Linked DNA regions of Mus musculus: region 2 is linked to region 1. A link is a loop called in an ENCODE intact Hi-C map of the cell type or tissue named here. Cell type or tissue: heart. All regions are shown on one strand.

Region 1 (8,000 bases):
TTCAACAGCTGGCAAGTTATCAGACCATTTTAAAAACTGACCTTTCCACATAAAAGATGTTCTAGCTGGTTTGGGAAATAGAAAATAGATTTTGTTTTTATTTAAAATGTCAGACTTCAAAGTTGCCTTCAGCTTCACATAGTGGACCCAAGTCTCTTGATAGTTGGTAAGTTAATAAGAAAAAGTTAGACTTAACTGAATAGTCTTGTTTATTTTTAGAAGCTAACGCAAACCCAGTAACCTTTATAAGGCATCACCAATTAAACCAGAGCCTGAAGTGCTACAGCACACCGGGGAGAGTATTTGCGGGATTTTATAACTGTCACGACCTCACTAGATAGGCAGCATGCTATTTCTAGTGGATGAGCCATGCAAAGCAGTGCAAATGGTCCTGATGTGGAGATTGGGATACATGAGTGAAGCGGAAGGAAAGGTGAAAATTGCTATCCAAAGCATCCTATGACGGGTTTGCGATGGCTGTGCTTATAGTCCCTTTGGGAAAAAAAGGCCATCCAGAAGCAGAAAGATACGCTGGGATGGACTTAGAAGAAGAATGGATACATCCTTTTACTGAGTCTGAGGTTTTGGGGCAATGGAAGGGGCTAGCTGTGAGAAAGCACCGAGGGGAGTAAGAGATGAGTTGCCAGTGCCACTGAGGGTCTAACTTTTTTACACTCCCTGAATGCATTGCCTAGTGTCCGGAAGCTCGTGATTCAGTGGCGGGGACAAAATGACCCCAACAGGAGAGGGGAGATAAAAAGGAAAGAAAGAGCCATGAGTGCATTCTGGCACATCATTAAGCATTTCAGATGCCTTTCTGGTCTTATTTTAATATCATTTCGCCTCAAATTTAGTGATTTGATCCCTAAAGGAAGTTAAGAGAACTGGGAAAGAATGAAAGGCAGTTATGGTCACACTGTCTAGTTACTTGAACCATGCTGATTTTATGGAAATTGTTGTCTCACAATGCCCTACAGACTGGGTGGGTGTGGATTTTTGTCATTGCTTCCGTATTTGTTTTTAACTCAAGATAATCATTGTTATATCATTGACTATACTTGGATATGCAAATATTCAGTTTGTACTCTTTGGGAAATTATAAATTACTTGGGAAATAATATTACCATTGCTCTCAACCTTAAAGACATTAATTTTTTTAAAAAAAATATTTGTAGGGATAATGAGATGGCCCAGTGGTTAGGGACACTTGCTGCCAAGTCTGACAACCTGAAGTCAATCAACTAAGACCCACCTGGTGACAGGGAGAACTGACTCCTATAAGCTGTCCTCTGATGTCCACAAACACTCCATGGTATGTAACCTTAATTTTTTCAAACCCTATGTTTAATGATGGTCCTTTAACCTTCCTTGTAACCCACCACCCACTGAAGGTAGTGGAAAAGGAAGGATAAGGGGAAAGTGGGCCTGTTTAGTTGTTCTTTGGAGCAACTCCTGTCTATGTTGTCTGAAAATCCGCAGTTCACTTCACAGGTTAGCAGGCAGTGGCAGCTTCATCCACTCTCAAACACTTCACAGATATACCACAGTCCAATTTGGTAGAGTTGGTAACATCGGTGACACAACCTAGCAGAGACAGCCAGGCTTCAGTCTCAGCTTAAGTCAGCAGGAGGGACCAGCAGGAACACCAGGAGAAGTTCTCAGCTGTGCCTCTTTCAGGGAAAGGATGATCACTGAAGATGCAAGACCTACAGCATTGACAGCTAGCTGTACCGGCAAACCAAGCTCTCTGTTTTCATCACTCCATGGAGTCCTACTTATACCCTCCAAACATCAGGTGTCCTCCACGTGCCTTGCATGTGCATTCAATGAGCCCAAGTCCGGGGAAGCAGCAAGAAACTGCAGTACACCGCCAGAAGATTGTGGTCATTTCTCTCTATGGCATCCTGACAAACGCAGTTCAACTGCTCATTGTAAGGCAGAACAATAAACGTGTGTCATTAGCACAGCATCTTTCATCACGTTTCCTTTCACATGCTTGTTTGAGCAGCACATCCTCTCTCCTGTGTCTGCTTCAGCAAAATGTTCCTTCATGTGTTTTCTCAAACAAAACACCATCCAGCCGATTTTACAAAGAACCCTTACATTTCCACTTCACTCACAGGCACACAGTAAATAATACATGTAAAAAGATTTCTAAACCAATTTTTTTTTCAAAATATACTACACAAATAAAAAATAGGATAGCTACACACATCAGCTTCCCTAAACAGATGTCTGCATTGCAGTATGAGGGCCAACATAAGGCAGCCTTAGCTGATTCCAGACTAAATAACTTGTTACTGGCACAGATACAAAGCCCCGATCTCTGTGGCTTACGATGATAATTTTTGAGAGTGGTAATTCAACTCAAGATACCAGCATGATTGTGAAATGAAGCTATCTTCTCTGTTGGATATTTCACACGAATTGTGCTTTAAACTTGAACTCTTGTTAGTCACACACTCAGATGCAATTCTCTCAGGCTACCCAACAAAATTCTATGCCATCATCTTAAGGAGTGATGATAACAATACAGTAGCGTGCCCACTGCTTCTGTCAACTGGGGATTCCGAAGGCTAAATCACCTTTACAAATTATTCCTTTTAATTATACTATTCTAAAAATGTAGTCTTATTAATGGGCGTTCTTATGGTCACAATACATGACATGCCTCCAAGGTCAGATACGGTTTTGGCCACCAAAGTACATACCTTTCTTACCTGTGAAATAACTGGAATCTAGGGGGGAATTTTAGCACCTTGAGGCCACTTCTGCAGTTGCTGTAAAGCACTAAAACTAAGCCCAGCTCTTCAGATTTCCAGTGCAGCGCATTTTGACTCACATTACAGGGTGCCTTGTATAATTATAGCTGCAAAGGTGGTGTGTGAGTAAAGACTGCTGAGAAAGCCAGGGATCAGAAGAAAATAAGACACACACCCCCCCCCCCCCACACACACACACATTGGGTTGTTGTCAAGAATGCTTACCCCAGGCTGGAGAGATGGATCAGCCATTAAAGGCTAGGCTCACAACCAAAAATATAAGAAGGGTTTCCCTCCAATCAATCACATTAAAGAGATGTGTGTGGTACTAGAGACCCCACCTTCTGTATTTAGTGGGTCTTCTAAACCTACGCCTCTTTCATTTCCCCCTCCTCTAGCCTCCCTTTGCAAACAGAAGTGGAGCACAGTGTGTGGGGGTGGCAAGGGGGGGTCCATGGGGCTGAAACCAATGCTGGAGAATTTTACAGTCAAGCTGACTGAATGGGTTCCCTGTATGAGCCAGGGACGAAGCTGTTTGCTAATTTGAGAGTGTTCAATATCGATGCTATTCCAACTCGTTTATCTTATAAAGCCGGGAGAATGGCTTTTAGATGCTTTTCCTGGGGCACAGAATTGAATTCTCTAACTGACCTTGTAAAATTGTCTCAAAAAAAAAAAAAAAAAAAAAAAAGAAGAAGAAGAAGCTGGCCAGTTTTTCTTTTCCTCTCCTTTACTGTGGGTTAAACATGCAGAAACTGTGTTTCATTTGAGGTTTTTCTCTCGGTTATCATCACCCTCCACAATGCAAATGCGTTTGCATTTGGGCAAAATGACCCAAAAGAACCAAGACTATCTTGAGGAAAGCTATGTCCAAGTGGCGGAAGCTCTGGAACACACAGCACACAAGGCACAACGAGCGACAGCAGGTGGCGCTCTCCACCAGCTCCAGCGCCGGCGCCTCAAGCACAGCTCAGCATCCTGCACTGGACCAGATGAAAACAGGGTCCTGATGTATGGGATGTCTATGGTAGGAAGTTCCAAGCAGGGGAGGGTTGGTACTTACAGACTTGCATCGCGAGTTTGAAACGTTAAAAATATTGAGACGGAAGCTCTGAGTTCCTGAACTGGAGATTCCAGGATGAACTTGGGCGACTCACTAAGAAGCAACTATGGGGCAGGCCACCCACCATGCCCTGCACTTGCAGGTGTGTGTACACATGCCTGTGAAGGCACACCCATGGAAATGGAAAGTGCTGACTTTCTCTGCTACTCACAGTTAACAGCCTCACTTGGAATTTCTGTCTGCGCAGCTTCCATTCAAACTCTTCTAACTGCCTGTGGGCTTGCAGAGGCTCCAGGATACCCACCCACTCTTGCCTGTTCCCTGGCTCTTCTCTTTCAGGTAAATAACCGCCATTTTGTTTCTCCGTCTTGTTCCAGGTGGGTGCTTGTCTTCCATTTTCCCTTTTTATTCTTTTTAACCAATAGAAAACTGTTTTAATTTAATTTAACTTTATTTATTTTCTTTGCCCTAGGGTTTAACCACAGGGAGACTAATGAGTTCTTACAATCTACCAACCCCCAACAAAAAGTGTTTTATTGGTTAACTCCCTTACAATGTTATAGAGGGAAATGAATTTTAGGCATTACTCTTTGTGTCAAAAATATTAAGAAATATATAGCATAGAGTTGTTGGTTGGTACTTTTTTTTTCTGAATTGTGTGTATGGGAGGGGGGTATCTCTGTGAACAACCTAGCCTTGAACTCATTAAATGGATGAGACTGGCTTTGAACTCCTAATCATCTCAATTTTGTCTCCTGAATGCTAAGACTGAAGACTTGCACCACCACACGGACTAATTGGGTTCTTATTGGGTTCTTGTTTTGTTTCATTTCTTCTTCTTCTTCTTCTTCTTTTTCTTCTTTTTATTTTTTTTTTTTATTTTTTTTTTTTTTGGTTGGTTTGTTTGGTTTGGCTTGGTTTGGATCGGTTTTTGCATTTCTTCCACATACATAGAATTACCCTCTCCAGCAAAACACCTTACATCAAACATGAGGTACCTCGAGCATTAGGGACTCCCAGTAGACAACTGGAGTCTCAGGAATGACCTTCACTTGCTCATTTCAAAATTATGTCTCTGATTTCTCTCAGATTCTTAAAAATATATCCCCTGTGGACAGATGACTCCATCTCTAGCGGTGCTCATGGAAGCTCACCTGCCTGCCTTTGAGTTTGTGAAATAGGATGCTACTTTCTTTCCTTTAGAGACCAAACACGAAGCCCTCTTCTCTTTGCAGCCTCCAGAGGGCAGTGTTCCCCTTTTATTCATCCCGGCTTAGGGCGGTCTGAAGCAGTTGCTTGGGGTCTTGTTTAAACAGCAGCAGAAGGGGAATGGCCAACGACGACAAAGGCGCATCGGTTTACAGCGCCAGAAAGATGCTTACATGCTTATACAGTGTCATAGTTCCCCTTGATTGCTCAGAAGATGAGAACTCTGCAATGTAAAACTGAGTCAAAGCCTCCTACAAAGAAGACTGATAGTGATCTGAAGTTTGTGTGTGAAGTGGGAGGCGGTGGGGAGAGGGATTCCCCTGTCCCTGGATCAGCACTGGCACGGGATGATGTGAGACAAAAAGAAATGTAGCCTGGATTCTGAAGGATACATAGGAGAGCTTTGGGCTGACAAGAGGAGAAGGAAAAATCTACCCGTGGATAGAAGAAGGGTCATGCCAGCCACCAGAGGGAAGCCTGGAGACAGAAGATGCCCTGCCAGGGGGTTGGCCTTGCAGGGTGCGCGGGGTCACGTGGGAGACACTGTGGAGGGTACCTCAGAGGCTGGCCTTTGCTAACGGATAGCCTTGTGGCAGCGAAGGCAAGATGCCTGCTTTGTTGACTTTCTCCCAAATTTCTGTGTCCAGAGGAAACTGTACACTACCACTCCCCTGTAGTTGTTCCTGATTCTTGGAGTGCTGAGGAGGGCATTTTGATTGGAGTCTGGATGGGGAATTTAAGGTCAATACAGTATGTGTACACCCATCGCCCTCTGTGTGGAGGAAGTGCTCCATGCTTCAGTGGTTAAGAGCACTTGCTGCTCTGGCAGAGGACCAGCGTGATGTTCCCAGCACCCACATCCGGCAATTCACAATTGCATGTAATTCCGACCGCTAGTCATTCTACTTTCTCTTCTGGCCTCCCTGGGTACCTACATGGGCCTGTAGACTGACTCTCTCTCTCTCTCTCTCTCTCTCTCTCTCTCTCTCTCTCTCTCTCACACACACACACACACACACACACTGAAATAAACCTTTAAGGGTTAAAAAAAAAACCCAAGTGTTTTGTGTCTTAGGAACATGTGTCACCATGTTCCTGCTCTGATGAGAAGCCCCACTTGCAGTGACTGTCACGACAGCTCCCGTAGATGGCGGCCTATAATGGATTGGATTCCATTATATAATGTAGTGGATTACATTATAACTTGGATTATCTTTGGTCACAACTAAGTTGTATAAAACACCAGTAAAAAGTTGCTAGTTTTAGGAGGTCCTTGTGGAAAAGGTGTTACTATTGTGCTTTAGATCCTATGGAAATATGAGCTAGTTTCTGCTTAATCTCTGAAGAGAGTGCTTACATGTGGGGTTCATTTCCAACTCAATAGAAAAATTAAGGGTTTTTGTTGTTGTTTTGGAAATACAAAAGGTTCTTTTCTATGTGACAAGGTGATCTATAATGACTTTTCTCCAGCTTCATAAAAGTGGTGATAACAGGCCACAACGTCTCCATTCTCCTTGGTTGTAGTCTTGGTTCCTCCATACTTCATTTAGGCTTTCACATCACTGTACAAGAGTTTCTGTCAAAACTCAGTGTATAAGATACCACGCGCCCAACTTCCCCCTGTTACACAGAGGGCAGTGCAGGTGCTTCCATTAAAAGACAGAGAATCTTAAAGTTAAGGTAAAAACGTGTTATTCATTTGTCCTTAAAGAGTCACACCAGGAGCTGATCCTGGTGTGATTAGCTATGTAAATATAGTGCTACAATCATTACCAAAAGCTATTTATTTTATCATGTGTTAGTGCATGTGTGTGTAGGTATCTGTGTGTGTGTGTGTGTGTGTGTGTGTGTGTGTGTGTGTGTGTGCAAACGCTACAGTGTGTGGTAGACCGCCAGTGTTGGTCTTCGCTTTCTCCCTCCTTTGAGATAGCCTCCTGTTTTGAGTCACCACCAGCCAGCTGGCCTGTGAGCTTCCAGGGAACCTGTTTCTCCTCCCCTCCCAGCAGCTCATCCCCATCTGAGATTACAGACGCATATGCCACAAGGTCTGGTATTTCTGTGGGTTCGGTGAATTCCATGTCAGATCTCCTGCTTGCACAGGAAACATTTTACCCACTGAGTCATTTGCCAGTCCTGAGAAGAGAGCTGGGAGAAGACTGACAAAAGATGTTAAAAAAACAACAAACAAACAAACAAACAAAAGAAACAAAACAAAACGCTTTCTGTTTCTATCATGACTGCGCTTATGGAAAACTCTGCACACAGGTGAAAAGCACACGTGAAGTCATTCTGAATGAGAAACTCTAAACTTGAACATCTTACCATGGATGTGTAATAAGAATAGGACATTTTTGCATATGTCAACAAGATTTTGCTGAAGGGACCATGGTATAGCTGTCTCATATGAGGCTATGCCAGTGCTTGGCAAATACAGAAGTGGATGCTCACAGTCATCTATAAGATTGAACACAGGGCCCCCAGTGGAGAAACTAGAGAAAGCACCCAAGGAGCTGAAGGGGTCTGCAACCCTATAGGTGGAACTACAATATGAACTAACCAGAGCTCATGTCTCTAGCTGCATATGTAGCAGAGGATGGCCTAGTCGGCCATCACTGGGAAGAGAGGCCCCTTGGTATTGCAAACTTTATATGCCCCAGTACAGGGGAATGCCAGGGTCAAGAAGTGGGAGTAGGTGAGTAGGGGAGCAGGGCGGGGGAGGGTATAGGGAAATTTCGGGATAGCATTTGAAATTTATATAAAGAAAAATATAATAATAATAATAAATAAATCTTTTTAAAAAATGAAAAAAAAAGTAAATAAAAAATAATCCCCAAATAATCCTGGTGAGAAAGGATGGCGGCCAGGCCTCAGCTAGAGATGCACTGAGGTGAGGGGAACAGAGGATGCAGGGGAGGTACCCAGCAGACATGATTAGGGACCAGAAACTGTAAGGATGGAGAGAGGGG
Region 2 (8,000 bases), 420 kb after region 1:
ATAAAAGAAAGGCCATCAGATGCCAAGATGCCTTCAGCAGCCCGCTATCTGCCAAGTGGGCACACTGAGAGCCCTGTGACTCACTCAGGGTCTCGTGGACTCATCTCTGTCCTGTGGTAGGTCCTTCGGCTCTGGTGTTACAGTTTCACACGTGGGCCAGATGTTCCCTTCACAACCTGAAGCCAACGTTAAAGAGGTTGAGATGCAACCTCACCTAATCTTGGTCATTCCCCAAGTCCCACCTTCTGGGCCCACACCATGTATCAGTGTGGTGACAGGCTCCGTGATTGTTGATTTGTTGACACACTTCGTCATATGCCTCATGACATGTTACAATAGTTATTAACTAAACGTGGGGACAAGGCTCAACAAACCTCATGTCTCTTGTTTGCAATGTCCCTGGAGAAGCAAAGGAACAATGTGGCAAAACAAAACAAAACAAAACAAAAAAATCATGATTAGATGCTCAATATACTGAGGAGAAACCAGAGAATGTTATCAACCTCAGAGATCTACGGACGAATATCAGGCAGAAGGACATTTGTCAACTGCCTGAGTATTCGAGAATGAAACAGTCTGACATCTGTGATTTGTTTAAAAATTACCCAGCAGCTGGGGAGATGGTTTCGAAATTAAATGCTTGCCACGCAAACATCAGGGACCAGAGCTCAGCTCTGTAAATGTCTAATTCCAGCCTCAACAGGCAAAGACGGGGCTCCCCAGAGCAAGCTAGCTAGCAAGGCTAGTCATCTCAGTGAGCTCCGGGTTTGATTGAGAGGCCTTGCTTCAATGACTAAGTCGGAAAAGTAGTGGAGGATAAATCCAGACATCAGTCTGAAGCCTCACATGCAGGTGGACATATTCACACATGTGCTTACATTGTCATGCATCCACACACATGCAGAAACATACATGTAGACGCATAAATATACCCACACATACACACACACATGACAAAATTAGAGAAGAGAAAATAACAATAAAAATTAAAATCGCCCAACAAAGTAAAAGGTGGGGGAACAATACGACAAGAAACGGAAGATGTTACCAGCCATCGGGTCTAGGAGGTATGGGGGACACTCACTGTTCTTTCTGATGGGAGTGTGCCTGAAGTGTTCTGCTATCAAAGCCTGCTTGTAGTCGGTGCAAGGGTGTGACACCCACCTTAGACACAGCATATTCCCCCATTTAAATTTTTTATAAAAGCTAAGGGTCACCGCCACTGTGACCCTTACCAGGGTGATGAGGCAGCTCTCGGGTCCTGACTCTAAGGAAGTCCTGTGTAAAGCTGGGATAGAACAGAGCTGTGACTTCTTCCAGGCACCTGGAAGCTCTCCAGGAGTGGGGACAACAGGTGAAACCACGCTGAAAGAAAGCCAGGGCAGGACAGATGCTCCAAGCAAGCAGACTCCTGACTCATAAACACAGACTTCATTATCAGCTAATACAAGCCAATTCTCTTGCCTTTTAATCAGCTCCGGGTAAAGCAAAAAGACGCAGATCAATGTGGCTAGGCATCAGATATCGAACAGCGTAATGAGCGACGTGAGTAGCAGGACTGTGGGGTGGGACTTGGGAGCCTCCAGCGACTTGCTCCTCAGCGAGGTCCAAACATGACCAGGAGGATGACAATGACAGGGCAGGCTGTGTTTGTGATGACCGAGGCAGGAGCCCTGGCTTCGATGCTCCACGAGAGCCACTTTCCCTTTGCTCCCAGCATCAGGACAAAGAGCATTTGCTGAGCATTGCCTGGTGAGCCAGCTGCTGAGCCAGATAGTGGGTTCAGCACTGCCCCAGACTCATAGAGACTTCTCAGCTGTAGATAAGACCAGCAATCCCAAGAGATGACCAATAACGCAAGTTCAGAACAGAACTGCTGTTCTGAGAAAGAAGCTGGTACCAAGTCGGGGCATCTCAGAGGAAGCAGAACTTGTAATTTAGTGGTGAAGCAAGGGTAAGGTTGAAGAATACAAAATGTAGGGAGGGCTGGCTACCTGGAGCAAGCTGGGCATGCATAAGATGTATCTGCCTAGGAGGTGGAGGTTTCAGGATACTTTTGGAAGATAGCAGCAAGGAAGGTTCTAGAAGATGGTAAAAAAAATGACTTTAGGTGTGAGTGTCAAGCTAACAGTAACATCAAAGAGCCATTTTCTGATTAATGCGTAATTTCATTCATATGCACTATTGCATTTTGGGAACCAATTTCCTATATCTCCATCTGTCCATACTGTTTGCCCCGTCTTTGAACTTCCCCGAGTGTGGAATATATTCCTTGCTCCGTGGCTTTGAGGCCAGCTGTAAACTCGCTTTGACCACCAAGGGCGAGGCTGGAGATACAGGTTTGCATTGGGGCCTTACTTCTGTCGCTAAATACTGCAGTGACCGAGGTGTCCCAGCAGAGACTGCTGGCCCGTGGAGGATGCAGATCCTACCCAAGAGAGCCTTGGTCTCAGTGAGAGTTTCCTCAGTCACTGCAGCCAAGGCTGGACCACCCAGCCATGCCCCACTTTGATCAGCTAATCGCTGGCCATAACACATTCAGAGATTAATCCATGTATCTACATGTCCTGTCAATGCATGAGCTCAATAAATCTGTCTGTATGTACATGCTCCTGCACACGTGAGGGCAGATGTGCACATCTGTGTGTGGAGGTCAGAGGTCAATGTCAGGGAAGGTCTTCCTTAATCAGGTCCCATGAGAAAAGGACAAAACTGGCTCACAAAAAGTTGTTCCCTGGCTTTTATATGTGTTGTGGCATACACGTGTCTATACATGTACATTACACATACACAATAAAGCAATACAATTTTAAATGTGAAAAAAATTCTTTAGAAAGTAAATATTTCAAGCTCTCAAACTATGACACCTTAGACCACACATAAACACAACCTCCAAATCTAAATGTTTAGATTTTTTTAATTTGTATATTTATTGAATGTGTCTGTGTGCTTGGCCTATCTATATGTCTATGCATTGTATATGTCCAGTGTGTGAGGAGGCCAGAAGATGGTGTCAGATCCCCTGGAATGGAAGTTACACATGGTTGTGAGCCATCATGCCGGTACTGAGAATTGAACCTGGGCCTTCTAGAAGAGCAGTCCGTGATCTTGGAGCCATCTCTCCAACACAAAATCTCAACATTTCTAAGGTACTGCCATATGCAGGAATAAAAACATATTTTCATCATACAATGATTCGCTAACAATTTTTCAGCATGTGGAAACACAGCTCTAGGGTTGTGATCAATAGAATCGATGTTTTGGATATGTCTAGCTCATTTTAGTTTTCTAATCTTAAAATGTTGGCTGACCCTTAGCTATTTTTAAAGGTTGCAGCGGTACACGGGTCTCTTGTCTGTCAGCAGCTGCTATTAGGGGAAAAAAATGTACAATATGAGCAGTTCAATCTCAAGATCTTATCTCTTCCTTCATGCTGGCCAGTTCTAAGTTAGCCTGATCTAATCTTTTCCCGACCCAAGAATTGGGGCTGTGGGTGAGAGAAAGAGCGAGCAGTGGGGAGGGAAGAAGGGAGAGAGAAGAGATGGAAGAGAAAAGAAAAAAGTACAAGAGGAAAGAAGGAGAGAAAGACTGATGCTCTCGGGTTGATGTCCAAGCCCAACCTTCTTTTTCTATTTATCTATCTCAATTTCTATCTCACGCCCTCTCTCCTTTCCCTCCCTCTCTCAGAGAATAAGCACAAATAAACCCAAAGGACTCAAAGCCCTCAGGTGTGGCAGCCCTCGGGTGTGGCCGTAGCTTACAGCTGACTCCACATCACCCGCCTACCACCCTGCCAAAGAATCCCCAATAGCAAATGCAACCCAAACTTGTGCCCTACTGAACCCAGAAAATGTGTTTCCAAGAAGCAATTTGACAGATCCATCTTAACTTTGAGAACACGTCTCTCTGGCTTGCTCAGTGTCTATGGCAAAGCAGACATTTTTAAAATGCAAATAGCATGCTTGTACTTTTCTGTGAACTTCTGTTCCTAAGCTCCTTCTGCAGCCCCTCTCCAACCTTAATCATCCTTCCAACTGTAAGCCTTTTCTCGTGACAGCCCCTCCTCTGAAGTCCTCTTCACCTCTGACTCCAGCACTGCCCACCCTGGCCCCTGGTCCAGCCACCCTGGCTTTCACCCTGCCCTGGGATGGAATCAGGCTATGCCAGGGCCGAGCGCTGTAGAGGCTTTTTATCACCACAAGCAAGAACATCTTGTTCTGATGATACAGCCCTTATCTGTCAGACAGAAATATCCCGATTTGAGACATTAAACCCAGCAAGGCAGAAAATGAGAAAGATGCTAAGCCAGATTGTCAGAAAAGCATTCATCAGAAACCAATAATAGCTACAGTCCCTAGGGTACAAGGTCAGGAGCATGAGCAGCAAGGCATTGTTGTGCACAAGCAAAACTCTACCCTTCCTGATCCAAGCAATGCTACTTCCAAGGCCAGCCACGGCTCAGCGACTCACACGGGAAAGGTGGCCTGCAGTGCTGTATGCAGCGCCACCTGGTGGCTATTTAGTGAGCTGCCAGGCTGCCCAGCCTGAAGTCTATCAGGAACACTTACCTGTTCACCCTTGCTCATTTGTCAAGATGTCACCGGCCCTGGTAGTAAGGGAAAACTCAAAAAACCCTAGTTTAACTTCAAATAAAGTAATTTACTCAGCTTCTTGGCTAAGGTAGATTAAGTCTGAACTCCGGGGCAATAAAATGCTCACCATGCAAGCATTCAGATCTGAACTCAAGCCAAGAACCCCTTCTAAGGAGCTGCACGTGGTGGTGTGTACTTGTATCTCATCACTGAAGAGGTAAGAGCAGGTGGATCCTGGGGCCCATTAGCTGGCCAGCCTATGGGACCCCGGGTCAATTGAGAGGCCTTGTCTCAAATGACAAAGTAGACAGGACCTGAGGCTATCCTCTGGCTCCACACTCACCTGTACACACACACACACACACACACACACACACACACACACAGAGGCACACACAAACACACACACACACTTCAGATTCTTATTAGGATGTCCACAGAGATTCTTTACTTAGTTAAGGATAGGGCACTAGTATCTCCAGCTAGCGGTGTTCACAATAGCCATGATAATGTACAATCCTAACCAGGGTAATCCTGGCAGACAAGACAGGCACACTGTTCTGGAAAGTGCTCTGGAGTCTGCTTTAGTGTAGTCTACTTTGCCCACTTCAGAGCAGGCAAAGCAGGTCAGTAGGCTCTGCAGACCCACAGCTGGGAGGCTCGTTGTAAGCCTCTAGCTTTCTCTGCTCCCGGTTGCCTTTGTCTCCTTGGGTTCCTATAGGAGCTCTTTGGGTTCCTTGGCCTTTAGGATGTTTGGCAAAAAAAAAGATGAAGAACCAACTTGGGGGTCAAAGTTTGTCCTTTTCCTGCCTTAGCAATGAGGAGATACTGATGTCCCAGAGCTGGGGGAGGGGCTGCTGAGCGACAGTGCCAGGCAGAGTCACTGCTCTCAGGAGCATCTCTAAGGCTCTCAGGCATCAGGCAGTGAGACATGTGGAGGTCCTAAGACCTTAGGTAGTAACAGGGCAAAAAGAGCTAGGGACCCAGGAACCCAAATGCCAGGGCACCTGGCCTCACCAGATCCTGAGGTGCCCTAAGGGTGGACAATGGGGCAGTCTCAGCAGCTACCTATCCCTGGAAACAGAATGATCCCGGGTTCGTATAAAATAGAGACTGAGAACTACTTTTCACTCTTAAAAGAACAAATACAGAACATAGTCCAAAGGCTCAACAGTAGCCCGGCCTCCTGCCTGGAATGAGTGTGGATGACCCAATACTCCAGTGGGGTACACACCAATTACTCCAATACTGAGGTGGCTGAGGCTGGAGAATTACAAGTTTGACACCAACATGGCTATGTAACAAGACCTTGTCTCAAGCAAAACAGGAAGTTAATAAAATGCATCACCACCTCCTGCCCACTGCAATGCACCAGCAGCAAACTGCATCCTCCACCATCGAGCTCAGCCGCTGCGTCAGTGCGATTCCAAATGCCAGGAGCGCCACCTGCTGCTCAAATGTGGAAAGTCCAGTTTGTCCTTCATCAACATAATCAAGTTCTCTGTAAGATTTTTAAATGATTTGAGGGTGTTTGTTGTTTAAATAATCAAAAAAAAATGTTAACACAAATACACACCAAGTATCAAACTGATTATAGAGAAAATTGGATTCCAACGTAGGGTTTATTTTGCATTTTAGGGGATACTGGGAAATTCTGCCAGAGGTCAGCTAATGTCTTCGGAGGCATTCACATCAACAGAGGCCCAAGAATTCAGCTACATGCTTCACACTGGTCATAGAAATGGAGCGAGTGTGTCCCATCAGGGTTTCAAGAAACCCTGTGTTGAAAAAGAGAGAGAGAGAGAGAGAGAGAAAGAGAGAGAGAGAGGAGGAGGAGGAGGAGGAGGAGGAGGAGGAGGAGGAAAGGAAAGGAAAGGAAAGGAAAGGAAAGGAAAGGAAAGGAAAGGAAAGGAAAGGAAAGGAAAGGAAAGGAAAGGAAAGGAAAGGAAAGGAAAGGAAAGGAAAGGAAAGGAAAGGAAAGGAAAGGAAAGGAAAGGAAAGGAAAGGAAAGGAAAGGAAAGGAAAGGAAAGGAAAGGAAAGGAAAGGAAAGGAAAGGAAAGGAAAGGAAAGGAAAGGAAAGGAAAGGAAAGGAAAGGAAAGGAAAGGAAAGGAAAGGAAAGGAAAGGAAAGGAAAGGAAAGGAAGAAAGAAAAAGAAAGAAAGAAAGAAAGAAAGAAAGAAAGAAAGAAAGAAAGAAAGGAAGAAAGGAAGGAAGAGAAGAAAAGACAAAAAGGTGCACCTCCTGTTGTCTGTAATATTTAACTTACAGTGTATAAAATGGTTTCATTCTTTCTAGTTTGTTTTCCTGTTTTTCTGCTTCTATGTGTAACTGTGTCTCTGTCTCTCTGACTACTGTGTAGCTATTTCCTCTGAATTGAAACATTCCCCTTAAAGGGAAGGAGGGGGAGATAAGGAGAGAGGGAAGGAGGGGGAGAGACGGAGGAATGGAGGGAGAGAGGTTCAAAAGACTTAAAACTAAACTTCCACAGCTAGGAAAGTTACTAAAGTTACAAGACTCAGGTACATGCTATCTAAAATGTAAGATTGTGTATACACGTGGTAAGCAACAGAGGGAGGGATGAGGAGGTGGACTCCGGGAGAGCTGCCTGCAACTTGAGCAGGGAACTCCGGTGATGCAGCTTCCCAGAGTTATCCCTTATGCTACAGTGGGTTCTTCAGCCATGCAGCCACCTTTGAGACACACATGCTCTTGTAAGTAACTCTTCATCCATACTCCTGGAAATAACCCTAATCAACTAACTGATCACCAAGCTAGATTGAGGCAGAATCACTTCTCTAGTTTGCCATTGGTGTTGTATCTGTTTGTGTCTCTCCAGAAACCATACAACATTCTCTTTCTCTCTGTCTCTTTCTATTTCTGTGTGCATTGCTCTCTGTTTCTCCCCCCTCTCTTTGTCTGTGTGTTTCTGTGTCCATCTCTGTGTCTCTGTGTGTGTCTATGTCTCTCTCTCTCTGTGTCTCTTTCTGTGTCTCTCTCTCTGTCTCTCCCTCCTCTCTCTCTATTTCTCTCATACACACACACACACACACACATTTATTTGGTGTGGATGGATGGGTAAATGGATAAAGTTCATATGGAGAAATTTCTTGGTTCCTTTTCCTGTTGCTGTCATAAAATACCCTGATAAAAAGAAACTGACAGGAGAAATGGGTTCATTTGGCTCTCAACTCAAGACCCAGGCCATCATGGCAGGAAAGTCAAAGCAGCAGGAACTCAGAGCACATGCTCACCCCACACGCAGTCAGGACAGAGAGGATGGCCGCTGCTTGAGCTTCCTTCCCCATCTTTATATCCCAAGGTCCCAACCCAGGAAGCTGTGCTGCCCACAGTGAGCATGTCTTCCCACCTCAGTGTAATCAAGATAATCCACCCACAAAATGCCCAGA

The links. Hi-C counts contacts between places; a loop is a spot of excess contacts. Peaks named below come from ENCODE experiments on the same cell type or tissue, not always from the same donor. Only the 100,000 strongest peaks of a DNase experiment are listed, where the experiment ranks them.
Region 2: it touches region 1 in a loop (5-fold over the local background); 34 of 42 quality-filtered maps call a loop at or near these places.

What each region holds. Positions count from the first base shown.
Region 1 is chr9:111,914,453-111,922,452 of GRCm38, reverse strand. 4930545L08Rik (RIKEN cDNA 4930545L08 gene) reads left to right here and starts at 3,724. Exons shown (of 2, transcript NR_166641.1): 1 at 3,724-4,164. In heart, CTCF peaks have their summits at 3,686 (motif pointing right) and 5,057 (motif pointing right); no DNase peak of the experiment used is centred here.
Region 2 is chr9:111,493,765-111,501,764 of GRCm38, reverse strand. No RefSeq gene overlaps it. Among named protein-coding and RNA genes, the nearest start is that of Dclk3, 59 kb to the right of the region's middle. In heart, a CTCF peak has its summit at 6,040 (motif pointing left); no DNase peak of the experiment used is centred here; H3K27me3 peaks cover 398 bases.